Regions from separate parts of the Homo sapiens genome. Here region 2 is linked to region 1. Evidence: chromatin loops called from intact Hi-C (ENCODE). Cell type or tissue: chondrocyte. All regions are shown on one strand. Each heading gives the region's core, and the rest is flanking DNA. Links, peaks and the distances in the headings are about the cores only.

The links. A loop is a pair of places that touch in the nucleus more often than their neighbours do. Peaks named below come from ENCODE experiments on the same cell type or tissue, not always from the same donor. Only the 100,000 strongest peaks of a DNase experiment are listed, where the experiment ranks them.
Region 2: a loop joins it to region 1, with 2.1 times the contacts of the local background. A loop is called at or near these places in 5 of 110 quality-filtered maps.

The regions. Positions count from the first base shown.
Region 1 is chr15:43,512,976-43,515,880 of GRCh38, reverse strand. It overlaps a transcript of MAP1A not described here. Among named protein-coding and RNA genes, the nearest start is that of MAP1A, 3.2 kb to the left of the region's middle. In chondrocyte, for the core only: CTCF peaks have their summits at 995 and 1,196 (motif pointing right); no DNase peak of the experiment used is centred there.
Region 2 is chr15:43,776,318-43,779,222 of GRCh38, reverse strand. ELL3 (elongation factor for RNA polymerase II 3) reads left to right here and starts at 2,257. Exons shown (of 11, transcript NM_025165.3): 1 at 2,257-2,453; 2 at 2,679-2,714. The coding sequence starts at 2,322. It also overlaps a transcript of SERF2 not described here. RefSeq lists enhancers at 1,925-2,134, 2,745-2,794, 2,288-2,816 and a silencer at 2,195-2,304. In chondrocyte, for the core only: CTCF peaks have their summits at 1,471 and 1,672 (motif pointing right); DNase peaks (open chromatin) are centred at 1,784, 2,116 and 2,447.

The DNA of each region.
Region 1 (2,905 bases), core at 133-2,632:
ACTCTCCACCTGCTGTATTCCTAGGCTCTGCTGCAATGAAATGGTGAGATGCCAAAGAAGAAAGAGAGGCTTGAGCTGAGCTACAAAGTAAGATATGAAACCCTGGATTTGAGACTTGATCCACCATTTTACTAATCATGCTGCTAAACAAGAGACTTAACCTCTCTCAGAGCCTACTTCATAAACTATGAAATGAGTATAATATTAGTACCATCCTCCGATAATGCTGTGAGGTTTGAATTGTATAAAAGATGAAAAAAAAGCTTCTTCATTCCTAGACTTCCAAATCTGCAATGTACAAATGCCACTGGAAGTCTTTCTCCCTTTTGTGGAAGATTTCTGAGAGGTCATCTAGGTGATCAAGGAAATCATAAATCAGGATCTCAGACCAGATCAACTCTGGAGTACTCTTAGCTCCCAGGTAAACCCAGAACTAAAGATGCCTGCAGTATGAGATTTGAAGTCCTATTCATGTCCTTGCTTTCCCATTTCAGACAGCAATGCAGACCCCGGTTCCAGGGGTTAATGAGCTGCTGTATTAATTCAGGGTAACTGTTGTATTGGTAGAAGTAATAGAGCTATCACTTCCTAAGTCCGTCAGTGGAAATGGAGAGTCAGACCGAAGGCCTCCAGACTGGTCCCTCAGCCTGTATTTTTATTTATTTATTTATTGAGATGGAGTCTAGCTCTGTCGCCCAGGCTGGACTGCAATGTCATGATCTCAGCTCACTGCAACCTCTGTCTCCTGGGTTCAAGCAATTCTCCTGCCTCCCGAGTAGCTGGGATTACAGGTGTGCACCACCACCCTCGGCTAATTTTTGTATTTTTAGTAGAAGAGGGTTTCAACATGTTGTCCAGGCTGGTCTCAAACTCCTAACCTCAAGTGATCCACCCACCTCGGCCTCCCAAAGTGCTGGGATTACAGGCATAAGCCACCATGCCCGGCCCTGTGTTTTTTAGAGTCTTAGAATATTAGTTATGAATTATAAGCCCCCTTCTATTTCCTATAGGTATCCAATAGTAAAAGAATCAGAGAGTTATTGAAACTCAGTTTTCCACTGTCCTAATTGTTTCTGAATTTGTATTAGAATGCTCGGAAGATCCAGATTTTTTGTAGGGGTTAGAAAGTCACCACTGGAGAGACTACCTGGTGCAAAAATCACCTTTGAAAGCTTTTACCAGACTTGACCACTAGAAGGAGCTGGGCCACTGACTCTTTATCAGAGGGTCCCTTCTTTTCTGTGTGTGGGTATGTCAATGTGGAGGGGGCAGTGCCTAGGAATAAGTGCACTCTCCTTGTCACTGTAGGATACATTTTTGTCTGCTTTCTCAGCATTTTGGCCCAGGGCTTGAGGATAGGTGATAGGAATGGTGGCCCAGCCTGTGGGGTAGTCAAGCCATAAGGCACTAGCATATCCCCTTGAGCTCATCCCAGCTGCCTGGTCCCCTTTGCGTCCTCACTAACAGAAGGCTGGAGGGAGGGGCAGTGTCTGCAGCTGCTCTGGGCTGACTGTTGTTTGTGGGGACAGCTGAAAGAGGAGCCAGCAGGGGTGGGGCTGTGGCTGTCTTGAGCTGTGTGGGTTTTTCCAGGAAATTCTCTACTATTCTCCTGTGACATAGACAGACCATGATAAAAATGTCCAAACCTAAAAATATGCAGTATGCCAAAGTAAGCTCTGATCTAGGGTACATGGCCCTAAGCTCCTTGAGGACACCACAGACAAACTCTTTGATGGAAAGGGCCTAGTAGGTGTTTATATATCAATGCTCATTTCTAAGAAGTGCCTGAGAATAACTATGTTCTCTCTGTAAGTGTCTTCCCAAGTATCGCTGCATCTTAATCTGAAGAATGGCTAAGTACTTTGGTTTAACTTCTTTTCATTTCTTACATTATTCCAGAAAGCAGCCTACTCTCAAGTCTCTGTAGCCAAAAGGACAAGGTTAGAGCATTCAGTGTGAATTATTAACATCAGCAGATAATCCCCAAACTTCTGTTCAGTCATTAATTTCATCCTCTGTCATCCCTGTATCTGGCCTTTCACCAAAGCTCCTAGGAGTACTAAGTGGTAAAACTGCCGATTTTCATCATTAGGGATAAATGGAGGAAGCCATGACATGAGTAATTCTAAACAGAAACATTCTCAAAAGAGTGAGTAGCCTGCTTTACAGGAAGCCAGTCACATCAGGAAGATGTCAGCCTCACATATATTAATATAAAATTGCTGTATATATTCCTAGGCTAATGGAGCTTTAGTCATATTAGCCTTATTTTCTCCAACTTCCTAGCAGCATCTATAAGTATCAGTGATCAGGAAGTGATCAAAGATTTGGCAGTTAGGAGCAGTGGAAAAGGAGGAGAGATAATTAAGGAAAGGTGACTACTATACTGAGTAATTGAGAATTATCTGTATAAGACATGAATTCAATCATTCAGTTGCAGTGGCTGTTGACCTGGATGGATTTTATATTCCACTAAGCTGATGGATTGGTGTGTCAACATTTTCCAGTAACATGACTAGATGCCTAGCTCCTTTTTCTTTTTTTTTTTTTCCTGAGATGGAGTTTCACTTTTGTTGCCCAGGCTGGAGTGCAATGGCACGATCTTGGCTCACTGCAACCTCTGCCTCCCGGGTTCAAGCGATTCTCCTGCCTCAGCCTCCTGAGTAGCTGGGATTACAGGCATGCACCACCACGCCCAGCTAGTTTTGTATTTTTTAGTAGAGGCGGGGTTTCTCCGTTGGTCAGGCTGGCCTCGAACTCCCGACCTCAGGTGATCTCCCCGCCTCAGCCTCCCAAAGTGTTGGGATTACAGGTGTGAGCACTGTGCCCGGCCTTAGTTCTTTTATAATAGCATGTAGAGCTTTCCGTAGTCACCTCACAGACATCTGTCATGGAATGGTAGTGC
Region 2 (2,905 bases), core at 406-2,905, 260 kb before region 1:
TCAGACTCCCACCACATCTACCTAACCTCTACACTTACACCCACCTTCTCTGCCTGTGGCCTGTTACCATAAACGAACTGCCCACACTCCTACCTTTAGGCTTTAGCTAATCCTGAATAGATCTCATGACCTCAAACCTATTCAAGGGCACTACTGCAGTAAATCTCCTACACCATCAAAATTTTGGAGATGTTCTAAAAATTATTTCCGTCAACATGGAACATGCTATTTCTCCCATCTTAAAACTTTTTCTTGATCCTATTTCCTCCACCATGACTCCCATTTCTCTGTCCCCGTATTCAGCAAAACTCAGGTTTCTTTTTGAGATGGAGTCTCACTCCAGCCTAAGCTGGAGTGGAGTGGCGTGATCTCAGCTCACTGCAACATTCACCTCTGGGGCTCAAGCGATTCTCCTGCCTCAGCCTCCCAAGTAGCTGGGACTACAGGTGTGCGCCACCACACCTGGTTAATTTTTTTGTAGTTTTAGTAGAGACAGGGTTTCACCATGTTGCCCTGGGTGGTCTCGAACTCCTGAGCTCAGGTAATCCACCTGCCTCAGCCTCCCAAAGTGCTGGGATTACAGGCATGAGCTACCGCACCCAGCCTCTTTTTTTTTTTTTTTTTTTTTTTTTTTTTTTTTTGAGATGGAATCTGCCAGCGCGCCTGGCCTTTTTTTCTTTTTTTGAGACAGGGTCTCTCTCTGTTGCTCAGGCTGAAGTTCAGTGGCGAAAACATGGCTCACTGCAACCTGATTCATGGATTCAAGCGATCCTCCTGCTTCAGCCTCCTGAGTAGCTGGGACTACAGGCATGCACCGCCATGCCCAGCTAAGAGACCAGCTTTATCCATTACCACAACTGTTTATCAGATTAGGATATTGCCGCAGAGAAACAGAAATAGCACAGATTTTAAAGATCAACTTTATTGAAGTATAATTTACATACAAATTTTATGTGTATTAGCCGGGCGCGGTGGCTCATCCCTGTAATCCCAGCACTTTGGGAAGCCGAGGCGGGTGGATCACGAGGTCAGGAGATCAAAACCATCCTGGCTAACACGGTGAAACCCCATCTCTACTAAAAATACAAAACATTAGCCAGGCGTGGTGGTGGGTGCCCGTAGTCCCAGTTACTCGGGAGGCTGAGGCAGGAGAATGGCGTGAACCCAGGAGGCGGGGCTTGCAGTGAGCGGAGATCGTGCCACTGCACTCCAGCCTGGGCGACAGAGCAAGACTTCGTCTCAAAAAAAAAAAAAAAAATGTATTTTTTTTTTATGAGTTTTGACAAATGTATAGGTAATTTTATTTGTAGTAGAGGACGTTAAGGTTCCCGGGGATTGTGCAGGTCCAGGGATTTAACAGAGGGATCCTGTTTAGGAAACAGGACAACATCGGGGCTCTTGGGAAACATAATCAAACAGGAACAAGTGGAGACACCAAGGGCTGGCCAGAGGTTGGTGCTGGGGTCTCAGTGCACCAGGATCTGGCCCTCTGGAATGCCTGGCGACTTCATGGCAGCTCCTGGCCCTCCTCAGGGAGCGGTCTCACCACTCTGACGCGTGTTTAGGCCACGAGGTGAGACCTAGGACTGGGTTCTGGCTCTCTGCCCTGCAACTTTCCTGCCACTACCCGCGCCCGTATCCCTGCCCACCAACTGGGGGCGCTCCAGTCGGTGACAGCCAACTTTCACTGCTGCCACCACAACCGCAGGGCCCCAATTACCTCTCTGTTAGAAATCGGTTTCAGAGCGGTGGAACCGCGGGCGGGAAAAAGCCCAGGCGCTGTCTCGGGTGCCCCTTCGTGTCAGCCATCCTCTGGTCTCTCGGGTCTCCGAAGCTCGGGGCTAACTGGGCGCGAACCGCTGAGCCCGCCTACCAACCAGGCCCTTTCTCCCGCCCCTCTGCGGCTGAAACCCTCAAGGGGTTGCAGGTTCAGCTTTCACTTAGAGACAGCAACTCCAAATTCAGGGTCGCTGGGGAAACTAAGGCAGGACTGGGGACTCTGAGTGAGAGGTCAGACGCTGGTCGCGGACTCTTTCTCCCGAGAACTGGGGATAGCTCTTCCGATAGCCCAAAGCGATTCATGCGGATCCTAGAAGAAAGCGCCGAGGTCCGGGCGGTTGGCCGGGGAGAGCGAAGCGCCGCCCACGCGGCTGGGAAAGCTTGGGGTGGCGCTGGCGGGAGGTGGGGCCGGGGGCGGGTTCCTGGCGGAGGGTGGGGCAGACGTGGGTTACCGGGTGTGCCAACCAAACCCTGAACAGAGGAGGTGGCGGTGGTGGCCCTCGCCTGTGGCCCCCGTGCTGCTTGCACTCGAACTCGTCGCCATGGAGGAGCTCCAGGAGCCTCTGAGAGGACAGCTCCGGCTCTGCTTCACGCAAGCTGCCCGGACTAGCCTCTTACTGCTCAGGCTCAACGACGCTGCCCTGCGGGCGCTGCAAGAGTGTCAGCGGCAACAGGTACGGCCGGCCCCCTTCTTCTCTAGTCACTGCCCCTAGGGACCTTGGGCCTCAGCCGGCGACCCTGGAGAAGGTGCAGGGGAGAGGGAGCGGCTTCCGCAAGCTCTGGCCTCCCCACCTCTCCAAGTGAAGCCCGCTAGGCAGGTGATCCCGGGCTCCGGACGCCGGATCCTGGGGACACTGCTTCACCTGCGCTCAACGGTCACATCTTCGCTCTCCCCGCAGGTACGGCCGGTGATTGCTTTCCAAGGCCACCGAGGGGTAAGTGCGAGCTCAGGGTGTGTGAGCGAGGTGAGGGCGAGGGAGCATAAACGTGGGCTGGAGGTGGAAGGTGCGGTCGGGGCCGGAGGCTGCGAGTAGTCACGGTCTGAGGTAGTTCCGATAACTGAACTCCAAGTGGGGCGAGGAGGCTGCTGGGGTTGTCCCAGGGGGCTGTGGTTTGAGGGGACTGT